Linked DNA regions of Homo sapiens: region 1 is linked to region 2. A link is a contact called in ENCODE Hi-C or POLR2A ChIA-PET data. All regions are on one chromosome and are shown on one strand. The core of a region is the stretch at or near the end of the contact, and the rest is flanking DNA. Distances in the headings are between cores, read along the strand shown.

Region 1 (6,743 bases), core at 552-3,051, 44 kb before region 2:
CACGCCCGGCTAAATTTTTGTATTTTTAGTAGAGATGGGGTTTCACTGTGTTAGCCAGGATGGTCTCGAACTCCTGACCTTGTGATCCGCCCGCCTCAGCCTCCCAAAGTGCTGGGATTACAGGCGTAAGCCGCTGTGCCTGGCCTACCAACCTAAATTTGAAGCTTAAAACTACAAAACTTCAGTAAGGAAATATAGGAGCAAGTCTTTGCAACTTTGGACTTGTCAAAGGATTCTTAGAATATAAAATGCAAAAACTGTGAAAGAAAAAAATTGATGCATTGGGAATGTAAAACCTTTGTTCTTCTGTGTTATCATGAAATAATGAAAGGCAAGCTACCATCTGGGAGAAAATATTTGCAATGCTTTTATCAAAGAATTTTGTATTGAAAATATGAAAAGAACTCTCACAACTTAATAAGGCAAAGAAAATTTAAAGCAAGCAGAAGATGTGAACCAGTCACGTCACAGAAAGTGTTTGAGACATCTTTTCTAGTAGGGGCATGGAATGATGCTCCCCAAGATCAGAACATACACATGTCCCTTCCATTGAAATCAGCAGGGGTACGTGAAAGTCAGCAGGTGTAGGAAGTGTCAGCAAGTATTTGCCAAGACCTGCCTCTAAATTCCAGAGGGATAACACATGCCCTGACCAGCCCAGTCACCTTCATTCCCACATAAAATCCAGTGCCAAGTCCCCAGAAGGAGCCTCCACACCACGTGCCAGGTCTTTTTCTCCAAACCTGCCTCGGTTCCCTTGTACCCAGGCACTCAAGCGTTGTTTTCCTGCCTTTCCATGTAGATTGGCTTGCGGCTACTGCTTCAGGATTTCTGGTCCCACTTCTGGGGGGATCACTCTAGCCCAGGTGACAGAGCAAGACTCCATCTCAAAAAAAAAAAAAAGAAAAGAAAAATGGCCAGGCACGGTGGCTCACGCCAGTAATCCCAACAATTTGTGAGGCTGAGGCGGGAGGATCACCTGAGGTCAGGAGTTCGAGACCAGCCTGGCTAACATGGTGAAACCCCGTCTCTACCAAAAATACAAAAAGTAGCTGGGTGTGGTGGTGCATGCCTGTAATCCCAGCTACTCAGGAGGCCGAGGCAGGAGAATCGCTTGAACCTGGGAGCCAGAGGTTGCAGTGAGCCAAGATTGAGCCATTGCACTCCAGCCTGGGCAACAAGAGTGAGACTCCATCTCAAAAAAAAAAAAAAAAAAAAAAAGAAAAGAAAAAGAAAAAGAAAACATTAAACGTTTTTCTTAAATGCTTACACAGCACACGAGTGGAGTAGCAAATCAACACAGACACTATAACATGGTAAGTACAATAAAAGATGAATTTTGGTATAGAGGAGGAGCGGCCCCAAGTCAGGATAAATTGCAAATGTCTATGGCAGAGAGGTGGGCAAAATAAAACCCATCGACTACCAGGCCCCGTCTTCAGTTGCTACCACATCGATGCAACAAAAACATTATGGAATCTAAACTAAAGTTCTCACATGGAACACACAGCTCTCTTCTGTTCAAGTACTGCTTTTGTCACACTTATCAAGAGAAAAAAAAATTAAGCCCTAGAGTCCATATAAATATGGCATACTGAGCCAGTAAACACAGTTTACAAGTAATTATAATTTACATGCAGTATCCAGTAGGGATTTACAGTATTATTGAGCTGGGGGTTGGAATCCTGCCAGGTTCACCAACAGGGATAAGACACCACCATCTGCAGCTCTAGACTTAGAAAATCTGTTTACCGGCATGGTCCCAGGACTCCTGGCTTTTGTGCCTGCTGATCTGTTTACATAGCACAGCACTGAAGGAACTTTGTCAAAGCCAGCAGGCCTCACGTATGATCTGCCTGTTTTGTGGCCCTAAAACTGCTATTGCCATGTGAGAGAGGGGCCTTATCCTCTCCGTGCTAGCGGGGATACACAGCATAAACTGAGCAAATGTTTGCCAGGGCAGGTTCAAGGTTAGGACCTACAGTTGCCTCAATCTAACACGTGAAAATACTGTACAATGCATTCAAATAGTACTTCATACTTGTCAAAACTCAATTTCACAGTCGTTTTTCTATCAGTGTCACAACTCTTTCTGATACAACATGAGGTATTAGCAACACCATTTTACAGGTGGTCAAGGGCACACGAATCAGTAGTGTTCAATAGCTCTTAGACAAAAACAAAGCTATTCTTCGATTAAATTGACATAATAACTGCACATATTTATGGGATACAGTGGGATGTTTTGATGCATGTTTACAATGTGTCATGATCAAATAAAGGTAATGAGCATGTCATCACCTCAAACAATTTTCATTTCTTTGTGTTGGGAACATTCAAGATGCCCTCTTCTAGCTATTTGAAAATAAACAAAAAATTATTGTTGGCTATAACCACCCTACAGTGTTATAGAACACCAGAACTTATTCCTCCTGTCTAGCTGTACTTTTGTATCGGGTAACCAACCTCTGGCTATCCACCCCTTCCCGTTACCCTTCCCAACCTCTGGCAACCACTACTCAACTCTCTACTTCTGTGAGATCAGCGTTTTCAGCTTCCACATATGAACGAGAGCATGCAGTATTCTTCCCCACTTCCTCTCACTACCTCCACTACCCTTCCCAGCCTCTAGAAACCATTCTTCTACTCTCTACCTCCATGAATACAACTGTTTTAATTTTTAGCGCCCACAAATGAGTGAGAACCTTTTGAAGTTTGTCTTTCTGGGCCTTATTTCACTTAATATAATGTCCTCTAGGCTCATCCATGCAGCCTCATATGACAGGATTTCCTTCTTTTTTATGCTAAAAAGTATTCTCTTGTGTATATACACCACATTTTTAATTCATTCATCTGTTGATGGAAACCTAGGTTGATTGCATATCTTGGCTGTTGTGAATAGTGCTGCAATGCACATGGGAGGGCAGAGAGCTCTTTGACATACTGATTTACTTTCCTTTGGGTTCACACCTAGTAGTGGGATTGCTGGGTCATATGGTAGTTCTAGTTTTATGGACAAAGCTATTATTGATGATTCTTAATAATAGTCAGGCTTGCTTTGGCTAAAGAATGAATTCTCTCAAGGGTGTCAGTTAAGTCACAAAGAATTAAGAATGATACAGTTATCAAATGACAATATTTACCATGTTACCAGGTAATAGGAGAAGAATCATTAATGCCAGGAGGCATCATCAGAACTAGAACAGTTAATTCAGCAGATCCTTCAGGAATCTGGAGTCACAGCAACCAAGACAAGGTTCATGATTGATTGATTGCAAAATGGGCCTAATCCTCCCACCTGTCCTGTACCGAAGCCCCCTGCAACATGACTTTGCACCTCCTTCCACTGGGGCGAAGCCTGTTTCTCCACCTCTTGAATCCCTGCCCAACACTGTTTTCCTGCTTCCACTTTGATGCAACACCACTCCCAGGAAACCTTTTGCATTCTTATTTCTATCTCAGCGCTTGAGACTCCAACCTGTAACACTAGGAATACAAAAATAAATAAGATAGGCTGACAGTCCCTGCTTTTAAGGAAAGCAAATAAATGTTTGTAAAATAAAATGTTAAAAAAAAGTACCATTTCCTATGTTCTGATACTCTAGCTATATTTTCAGAAAGCAAACTAGGATATAAAGATCTATAACTTCATATGAAGACATCAGGACCTAAAATTGAGGTGTACAAACTTTCTATGGTTGTGAAACTTGAATGTTTAAAAATAGGTCTTGTGTTATTCTGTCTTCACATTGCTATAAAGAACTACATGAGACTGGGTAATTTACGAAGAAAAGAGGTTTAACTGAATCATAGATCCACGGGCTTAACAGGAAGCATGATTGGGAAGCCTCAGGAAACTTACAATCAGGGCAGAAAGCAAAGGGGAAGCCAGGCACATCTTATCGTGGTGGAGCAGGAGAGAGAGGGAGAGCGAGGGGAGAAGTGCAACACTTTAAAACCAACAGATCTCTTGAGAACTACTCACTATCATGAGAACAGCAAGGAGGAAATCTGTTCCCATGATCCAATCACCTCCCACCAGGCCCCTCCTCCAACATGTGGGGATTACGATTCAAAATGGGATTTGGGTGGGGACAGAGCCAAATCATATCAGGCTTCCAAAGCATGGTCAAATAATCTTCACTTGAGTAATCAGATATCATCACTTAATATAACCTTTACCTACTTCTGGACAAAAAATGTAGTGTCTTTGCTTTGTCCAGAAAACACCATGGTTCCATTGACCACCTTCTTTTATAATAATACCTTTGCCTTCTTTGGCTACCAATATTTAAATCAAATTGGCAAATTATGCCACTGAGGACACTGAAAAAAATGCAGACAAGGACTCTGTTTCACCAGGGCAATAATCCCAGGGGAAGCTTCCAGTTCAGGCAAATTCATGAGCTGGAACTCTCTCCCGGTTATGTTACCTTCAAATCAGAAATGATCCTGTCTTTGTAGCAACATCTACATTTATCCTGACAGCCCGGCAAAATTGCTTGAATACTTACTATGTACAAAGTGTAGGCATCATTGCCATACATGCAGCAATACGAAAGAAACAAATATAGACCAGGCACGGTGGCTCACGCCTGTAATCCCAGCACTTTGGGAGGCCAAGCAGTTGTATCACCTGAGGTCAGGAGTTTGAGATTAGCCTGGCCAACATGGCAAAACCCCGTTTCCACTAAAAATACCAAAAAAAATTAGCCAGGTGTTGTGGCACATGCCTGTAATCCCAGCTACTCGGGAGGCTGAGGCAGGAGAATCACTGGAACCCAGGAGTCGGAGGTTGCGGTGAGCTGAGATCGCGCCACGGCACTCCAGCCTGGGTGACAGTGCGAGACTCTGTCTCAAAAAAAAAGAAAAGAAAAGAAAAGAAAAGAAAAAAACAAATATAGAAACACCATCTATCTGGCATAAGCAGGGAAAGAAGTGCACCAAAAAAAGATAATTTGCCAAGGAACCAAAGCTTATGACTTTGAGCACCGGAATCCAACCAATTCCACATCCCCACTGTTACCACCTGGGCCACCATCCCTTACCTGCAGAGCTGTAAAATCTCCCAACAGCTCTCCTCCACCCATGCATTCTTTGGGAGGCTAGAGAGGATTTGGGTCAGATGATGTCACTCCTCTTGTTAAGACTGTCCAATGGTGCTCCAGTTCTCTCCATGTACAGTCTGGCAGACCAGGGATAAAGCCAAAGGTCCACCATGTCCTGCTATGGTATCCTAGCCCCTGGTCATGCCAATGGTGGGTGTGAAAAACCAAGCTGCTTCCCAACTTACGCAGCCAAAAAGCCCCAAAGCTCAGTGGTTGGGTTTCTCTCCAAGAATCCCACTCTGTTCTTGCTAGATTTCTGCTCTCTATTCTAGACTGCAATGGGCCATGGAGGACCCACACTCCTGCTCCCATTTCCATGAGTTTACTCCCAGTGAGGGCTCCTCTAGCAGCTTGGTGGTGGGTAAAAATGGGGCCCATGTGCTTTTATATAGAACAGTGCTTATCATTTTTTAGCTAAGGCATATAGAGATTTTGTGATCACCCTGTGTATCTCTAAATATATCCACATAAGGCAGAAATTAGAGTCTACCTGACAACTATGGTGGACATTGGAGGCTCTTTCGTGTTTCTCTTCAACAAGTGACATTTCTTCCACCCGTCAGTTACATTGTTGATGATTTTTCTTTTCCACGGGGGCATTCTGTTCGGCTTTGGGGTCAGATTAATCTCTTTTGGCAACTGATGTCTTGCTAAGATTCTTTCTAAGCCAGAGAGTTCAGGATTCTCACCTGGTAATAGAATAAGCATTAATACATTCAATGTTCCTCTCCATCTTTGCATAGCAAGAGTAACAAGGCACTGATTTGAGAAAACATATATATGCAGCTTAATAATTCCTATTGGGCCGGGTACGGTGGCTCACGCCTGTAATCCCAGCACTTTGGGAGGCTGAGGCGGGAGGATCACAAGGTCAGGATATCGAGACCATCCTGGCTAACATGGTGAAACCCCGTCTCTACTAAAAATACAAAAAATTAGCCAGGCATGGTGGCGGGCACCTGTAGTCCCAGCTACTCAGGAGGCTGAGGCAGGAGAATGGTGTGAACCCGAGAGGGAGAGCCTGCAGTGAGCCAAGATCGTGCCATCGCACTCCAACCTGGGTGACAGTGCGAGACTCCATCTCAAAATAATAATAATAATAATTCCTATTTAGCTTTGTCATTCCTTTATTCCAACAATATTACTGAGCACCATTCAGATCTTAGCCTGGTCCTAGACATCTAGCAGATACATTGTAAGTAAATAAAAGAATGAACAAGGCCGGGTGCGGTGGCTCACACCTCCCAAAATTTGGGAGGCCGAGGTGGGCGGATCATGAGGTCAGGAGATCAAGACCGTCCTGGCTAACACGGTGAAACCCCGTCTCTACTAAAAATACAATAAATTAGCCGGGCATGGTGGCGGGGGCCTGTAGTCCCAGCTACTCGGGAGGCTGAGGCAGGAGAATGGCGTGAACCCAGGAGGCGGAGCTTGCAGTGAGCCGAGATCGCGCCACTGCACTCCAGCCTGGGCGACAGTGAGACTCTGTCTCAAAAAAAAAAAAAAAAGAATGAGCAAACAAGCAGGCATGCTGGGACCACACAAATAGAGTTGGTTATGTGTGCATGATTCTCAAACTAATGGCAAGTTACCATACAATTATTATTATTGTGATTCTCATTTTCCCTTTAATTG
Region 2 (7,694 bases), core at 5,045-7,544:
GTGTGAAAGGTCCTTAACCAATACATCCTGCATACTATTTTCCCTAAAATGTACCAGATACAATAACCTCATAGCCACTTTAGATAGTTATGCAGTCTAACAAAATTATAACTGGGGCCTTTACATGAAGACTATCCAGAGCCAGTGCCATTTGACCATTTCTCAGCCCAGAATCAAGCATACTAGCTTCTACCTGCCACTCTGCGGTGGTTAGCTCCAATGGGGTGGGTGGGTGCATTCTACAAGGCCATTCTGCCTGCCTTATCTGCTTTGCATGCACTAAGATTCACAAACTACACTGTGAATCTATTTTACTCACTGTTTTGAAAAGCCAAAAACAGTTCCTTAAAAGAAGAAAATAAAGAGTGGGTATACTGAGGATAAGAGCCCAAGATTTGTCAAGCTATCATGTGAGCAATGAACCAATTTATTTTTATCATTATAAAAACAGGAGTTGGCTCATTACTTATCTGTTTCCTTTACTAGGAAAACCAAAGCAGAAATGTATGTAACAGGAACACGAATATAATACACTCTTTGGTGTTGTGCACCTAATGCTTTGAAAATGTTTTGATGTTTGTGAGGAAAATCTGAACTCAACCAAAGAAAAAAACCAGGAGACAATATGATAATAAGAGGCATATTTTATTCAGTTTCCCAGTAAGTCAATTAGAAACATGCACTGCTAAAATGCAAGTTACAATTCAAATGGTACCATAAATAATTAGAGTACACACTGAGCATTTTCAGAAATCAGCTTCCATATCTTGATCACTAAATGGAAAGGTTCTTCAGAACAGTCCCTTACCCTATATACAGAAGGAGAAGAAAAATTAAGGATGCCATAATGACATCTATCAGAATAACTGGAAAACATTTTAATTTAGCATACATTATTGACATGTAAAAAACACAAATGAATTTGTCGTGAACATTTCTATAAGGAAGACATTCCATTAGGAGGAGAATGATAAAATTCATGTTGAATATATGCTGGAACTAGGATACTATTAAGAAAGAAACACATTTATGAAGCCCAATTGGTAAAGATGTCATTATAACTAAATGAGGAAAATTACATATTTGAATATATGGCTTTCTTTCCTATCTTCAACATTCAAAAGGGCCATTTCTTAACTACTTCGCCTAAATTTTATCATGTTGATTCCTTTGTTTCATCTCAGAGATTTTATTTCTACCCCATATAGCTAGAGTTCTGCTTACAAATGATAAAATACAGGTAAAGCATAAGAGGAATGCAAATATGGAACAAAACTGAGAACATTACATTTTACTTACTCTACCACATACCATAAAACAGTACATAAATATTTCATTTTGAAAAAAAAGTCCTGAGTACTTATTTTTGTTAGGAATAAAGTGGTACTTAATAATGGCAAAACATTTCTATTATTTTAAAACAAAATTTTGAGACAGTAGAGTGAAATGAGATAGCTATCAGGGAATGAAGAAAACAGGATGTATTAATAACGATTTAAGGGTGAATATAAGATGCTCCCCCTGCTCAAAACCTCGAAATTCCAACCTCATTTCTGATGATCTTCAAGAATAAAGTCTATCCAGAGTGTAAAAAATGTCTATGCTTTCCAGATCTCAACTATTCTCCCAACCCTAGAAAAAACTGTAACATCTTTGAGAGCCGTACCTAACACTTCTATGAGCCCTCAAGTCTGACAATCACTTGATATCACTTTTGCCATAAAGTATAATAAAAGCAAAAAATTCACGGCAGATAGCATTTGAAAAGCATACAGCTACTCTAAAAGAGGAATGCACATTTATTCAGGAGCATTCACTAAATAAATTCAATCTAGTAGGTCTTGCAGAGTTCCAAATTGCACCTCAGCAAAATTACAGAGTGTAGGAAAATCATGTAACGTACATAAGACAGTTGATAGGGTTCCTTTCAAATAGGTAGTCTAGATATGCTAAATTGGGGAGTATAAAAAACCCAGAGTATCTTTTTCATTTCCCTTAAAAAAAATGGCTCTGAATATTTTGTCTACTTTAAGACTGGAACACTGGTTAATAACGAGGTTTCTACAGGGTAAGTTGGGGAACAGATACTAAAGGAGTTGAACAGTATTCTTAATATTCCAGTTTGTATTCTTTTGCATCTGCCTAAAGCTGAAGACTACTTTCAGATATATGCTATTCTGGTGGTTGCTGTTTTTCTAAGAATCCTTAACATCCAATTTTGACAACCATGTGTTATGTGGAATCTCAGCATCCAGCAGCCTTTTATATTACTAAAGTTGACCACTATTTTTATTTTAGGGGAGGAGAAACTGGGGGAGGGGAGAGGCAGGAAGTATGATAAAACAAGCACTTTACAGACGCACTCCACAACAGCACTAATTCTAAATACCAAACACCAATAAAACCCAAATCATAATGCTGAAAACTAAAAAATTAGACAAAAAATAAATGAAGGATTGTTTTTTAATAAATCTTTTATAGGACAGAAACCTTAGCTCATGTCTTCTGGTTGTCATCATCTTCCACTGAGCTGCACCTAAAACACAAAGAACAAGTAACAAGCAACTTTGTTTTTTAAAGAACAGGTAACAGTTTTGAAGGTATAAGATGAACTGTTTCTAGTGGAACTTACTTAAAAAATTACATAAAATGAAGCCATAAACATCACCAGAAGCATCAAATTGTCAACTACTTTGGGTGAAAATAACTACAAGAGACTTGAATATGCAGCATATTATCACCGAAATAAATAATGGTGGGAAAATCACTACCCATTTCATTAAGGTAGAATAGCTGCACCTGTGACGCCTTAATTAAAAGGCTTCACTCTACCTGAAGATGAAAATCACCTTGTATTTATTTTAGTAAGTCTAAACCGTGAAGAGACGGGGTGTAGGTTCAGAGGTGGCTTATTATATCATCTATCACCTTCCTGGCTGTAGTTCATTTCATGTCTTTAAATGGAGCAAAACCCACCAGAAGAATCAATGCTGCTATTCTGATTTTCCATTCTTGAATGCACCAAAATGTGCATGCTTGTTGTAATTAGGTGCCTGGGTGAATAAAAAAATCCCATTTACAATTTAAAAATATTATTTAAACCCCTAAAATCTGATTATTTTCCATATTCCTCAGGGAGACAAGCATTAATTTTACCCCCCAAACAGCAAAGATTACATATATTTCTGAAAAATTCTCTTCTACCATGTTAATAATACAAATTCCTTTGTGTTGCAAAACCAAGCTGATTTAAACGATTTTGTCTTAAATTGTTGCTAAATGTTTATCTACACATGCTGTCAGAAATAACCTTGTTAAGAAGGTGAAGCTGGTGTCTCAGCAAATCAGACCCCTTGGAGAAGGCGTCGAATGGCCTGTGCCCCGTTTTCCTTTTTCTCTTTCCGCACCATCAAAAGGAAAAGTGAGAAAATAGCAGAAACATTAGTTAAATCCTGAATTATACCCCATAACCTACAGGAATAATCTCACTACACTGAAAGCTGACAATATTTGTAGGATTTTTTGAAATAATTAGGATCCTAATTATTAATAAACTGGTAATTTTGGCTAGGTTTACATCTTTAACTAATAATACTTTCAATTAAAAACTTTCAGGAAAAAAACAAAAGGTTGCTTTTAACTATTTATGGTTTACCTGACTTACCAGCACTGAAGACAAAAACTTTTAAAAATGGCTACAAATGCCTTGTTCACAAAAGACTTTATTATCTAGTGATGCATACTGAGAACATACAGAAATCTGCATGGTCCACTTCACATGCAGTAGAACAATCTTCACTTTACAATAAGTGAGTGTCAACTGTTTTATGCAATAGACAACACTTTAAAGTCACATTCTTAAAGAAAAGCTTCATTTACAAAAGAAATAAAAGGTAAAGAAGCAATTACCGCTTTTAAAAAGCAGCTGCTTTGTTCAAGAGTGGAAGGTTTATGCCTGTATTGAAAGACAACATGATCACAAATAATGAAAACAATGAACAAATGAAAAACACTTTTACCATAAAGCAGTACACTTTCAAAATGACATACAAATAGTTAAAAATTTCATTACGTTGTCTAGCCTTTAAATATGAGGACTTTCAGAATTAGGCCTCAACATTTGTAATTAGTAAATGAAAACTACGCATCGTTTCTATGTCACTAGGAACTATATTTAACAAAATGTATATAAAGTCTATAGCAAGTTGATTTAAAAAAAGTAAAGTTAATAAGAAACAGTACACTGAAGGCGCTCTATCCATCAAGCGCGTTCTCTTCCAATTTTAAATGTGATGAACAAACAGAAATTGTAACTATGCCACAGTTGCAATGCCAAAAAATAAAACAAGATCAGTTATCACACATGCAGGGAATTCTGCCACAAAGCTAACATCCCTCATTTGTCAGTTGTTCCAATAAAATAACATCTTAAAACACCAGAGATGTTGATGGTTTAGCTTACCTTCAGTGTACTGAATGCTGCACACAACCTGCTTTAAAAGGAGACCATCCCTGCAGGCAGGCTCAAGAAGGAACAGACCCCTTTCGGCACTGACTACACCAAGGGCATGCTGCTGTGGCCTGCACACACACACCTAGGAAAACGTGAATATAAACAGCATTTATGCTGGCCATTTTATCTCAAGACCAAAATGAAGCCAAGTCTGCTAAGAACAAATCAACCACCCAATATTACTACTCATTTCATAACAGATGCTTTTGTCTTTATGTGAACTGCAACCATATACATTAGCACTGTAATTTTGTGCAGTCTTGGCAATTTAAAACAGTCTACAGTGAAATTTCACGTAAGACACAAAACAGATTAACTAACATCTCTAAAAGAAATATCACCCTTGGTGTTAATTCAAATATATCATGCTTCCTCAAATTTGCTGGAGAAATATTTATAAGTTTATATACATTAATAAACTGCTGTGAAATTTCTTCAGTCTTTGTATTTACTCAAACCCTTGGAGTTTCTTCATCTTGTTTAAATTTTTTCCTGGATGAAGGCGTGCTGTAGGGCCTGGTTGATGCTAATTCGTTTAGCTGGGTCCAACATCAGAATCTGGTCCAACAAGTCCTTTAGCTGGTGTACTTTCTTACGTTGGTCTTCAGGAAGTCTCTGGCACCCAATCAAGTCAGCCAACAGGTCCTTAGTTGGATTAATGGTGCTCATAACAGTAACTTTCTCCTAAAAATAATTTTTAAAATGCGTATCTCTAAATAAGTTACTAAGCATATACAACTTAAATCAGATTGTTTTGGGGTCTATCAAAAATATTAAAAACATGCATATACATACAAAATATATACACACAGTGCACATTTTGGGCAATGACAGACTGCATATATGACAGTGGTCCCTTAAGATTGGAATACCGTATTTTTGCTCTCCCTTTTCTATGTTTAGATACATACATACACTTACCACTTGCAAAAGTGCCTACAGTATTCAGTCCACCAACTTACAGTTCAGGCCTAGAAGCAAAAGGCCATACTACTTACCCTAGATGTGTGTGAGTGTATGCTGTGGTTATGTGACGCATGACTGTATCATCATCATCTATTCATTTAAAACTTTGCTGTGGTTTCCTCTATGCTGTACATCTTTTTAAAAGGTAACCAAAAAACTTAAATGAAAAAGTTGATGCCAACTCTGGGCTGGGCGCGGTGGCTCACACCTGTAATCCCAGCACTTTGGAAGCCCAAGGTAGGTGGATCACTTGAGCTCAGGAATTCGAGACCAGCCTGGGCAACACTGCAAAACCCATCTCTACTAAAAATACAAAAATTATCCAGGCGTGGTGGCACACAATTGTAATCCCAGCTACTCGGGAGGCTGAGGCATGAGAATTGCTTGAACCTGGGAGGCAGAGGTTGCTGTGAGCCAAGATCGTGCCATTGCACTTCACCCTGGGTGACAGGTGACAGAGCGAGACTCAGTCTCAAAAAAGAAAAAAAAAGTCAACTCCAAGTTAGCAATGAAAATTTACAATAAGATAAGCATGAGCTGTTTGCACTGTACTTTCCCTACCTTGAAGTGGTAAGTGACAGACATGTGAATAAGTTAATACCCTGAAGTATTATTAAGTGCTCTGACAAAGACAGGGACATATGCTATAATAATGGGACAAAAATAAGGAAATCATTACTTCAATCTGGGAGTTTTCAAAAGGCTCATACAGAATGTGTATTTCAGCTGAGGCTTGAAGATGATACATTTTTTAGGGGGTTGGGGGTGAGGCAGCACAGGAAATGACTAAGCTCAGGGAGGTCTGTTAGCAAAGGCACAAAGGTCTGAACCAGCACGCCTTCTGGCCAAATGTGGAAAGGTGGGGGTTCTGAATGTACTGAAGAGAGGTCTGAAAACTGAAGAAAGCAGTTGGATTTGTCATTCTGAGGAACTTAAATATTATTTCATAGGTAACAGGGAGCCAACAAAGGTTTTTAAGCAGGGATAGGAACATGACCAGATATGTTTTCAGAAACATCACTCTAGCAGCAATAAGAAAGCTGGATGGGAAGCCAGACCAAGAAAGTAATCCAAAGAAGATGTGACGAGGGCCTAAATATGACCTATAATAAAAATAAATTAATTATGCTAGAAAAACATTTTAAAATCCCTCCATCTTTTCCATGGTCTGATGTGTTTTATTTAGGAATTGGTCGACAGCAAAAAGGAAATACTTACTTTTGGGTTTTTGTTTTTTTTTTAATTCACCAGCTCGTATGATTTAGTACTCAGTTAACAATAAAATAACTATTGCATGCTGCATTTAAAACACTTACCCTCTCTGTTACTTTATCAACTTCTATGTACATGAAGTTGAGATTTTGATCAAAATGCTGATCTTTGAACACACCTTTTCGAATCATCTACAAAACAAAACAAAAACTTGGGTTTTGAACTATTATGAAACAGGCCTACTAACAATTTAATTAATATACAATAAGTCAAATAAGTATGTTATTTAGTCTCTGTAGGTTTGTTTGATCTCAGATTCCCTTGATCCCAGGAATTCATTAACATCTTTGCAAAAGCAAATACCAATGCTGTACCTAAAACTACTTAATAACATGAAATTATATTTGTCCAGGCAGTGACTTAAAACAATTATAACATCAAATTGTCCTTTCACTATTTAAAATTGGAGAGTCAACAAAGACTTTAAATTATTTCTTCCTAAAAATATCACAAAACTCAGGTTTTTTCTCCTTGGCAGTTAGGGAACCTAATGCCACTTTACTAATTATGTTCCAACAGCCCTGATACAGGTCAGACTTCATTAAAACTAATACCAACATAGCTCATTTTTATGTAACTTATTCTAAAAAAAGTCCAACCTAATAGAATTTGGACAATATGTACAAATCAGCCTGGTCAACATAGTGAAACTCCATCTCTACAAAAAAATTATTAAATAAATTAACTGGTTGTGGTGGCACATGCCTGTAGTCCCAGCTACATTGGAGACTGAGGCAGGAGAACTGCTTGAGCCCAGGGGTTCGGTTCAAGGCTGCAGTGAGCTATAACTGTACTCCAGTCTGGGACACAGAGCAAGATCCAGTCTCAAAACAACAACAACAACAAAACACAACTGAAAACCATACAGTTTTCTGACCTTTACGAAAAATGTGTAAATCTTTAGAAATTCAGCAAATAGGCTGAAATCTTAAAAAGCTAAGTT

What was found. A loop is a pair of places that touch in the nucleus more often than their neighbours do. ChIA-PET counts read pairs that join two places held with the same protein, here RNA polymerase II (POLR2A). Pooled maps may share reads with other maps.
Region 1: a loop to region 2 is called in a map of gastrocnemius medialis, with 2.0 times the contacts of the local background. The contact joins two enhancer-like sites. A Hi-C loop is called at or near these places in 11 of 168 maps with a recorded cell type or tissue (CD4-positive, alpha-beta T cell, HepG2, IMR-90 and 6 more) and 5 of 50 pooled maps. POLR2A ChIA-PET finds 5 or more read pairs at or near these places in 5 of 52 experiments (HEK293T, HepG2, PC-3 and 2 more).

The regions. Positions count from the first base shown.
Region 1 is chr6:4,098,054-4,104,796 of GRCh38, reverse strand. It overlaps the pseudogene TEX56P. Among named protein-coding and RNA genes, the nearest start is that of FAM217A, 22 kb to the right of the region's middle. Within about 2 kb of position 1,801, at least 4 of the 41 ENCODE cell types and tissues checked have a DNase peak (open chromatin) inside an H3K27ac peak, as active enhancers do.
Region 2 is chr6:4,057,916-4,065,609 of GRCh38, reverse strand. PRP4K (pre-mRNA processing factor kinase PRP4K) reads right to left here. Exons shown (of 15, transcript NM_003913.5): 14 at 6,796-6,882; 15 at 627-5,197. The coding sequence ends at 4,994. Among named protein-coding and RNA genes, the nearest start is that of FAM217A, 17 kb to the left of the region's middle. RefSeq lists an enhancer at 6,121-6,415. Within about 2 kb of position 6,294, at least 6 of the 41 ENCODE cell types and tissues checked have a DNase peak (open chromatin) inside an H3K27ac peak, as active enhancers do.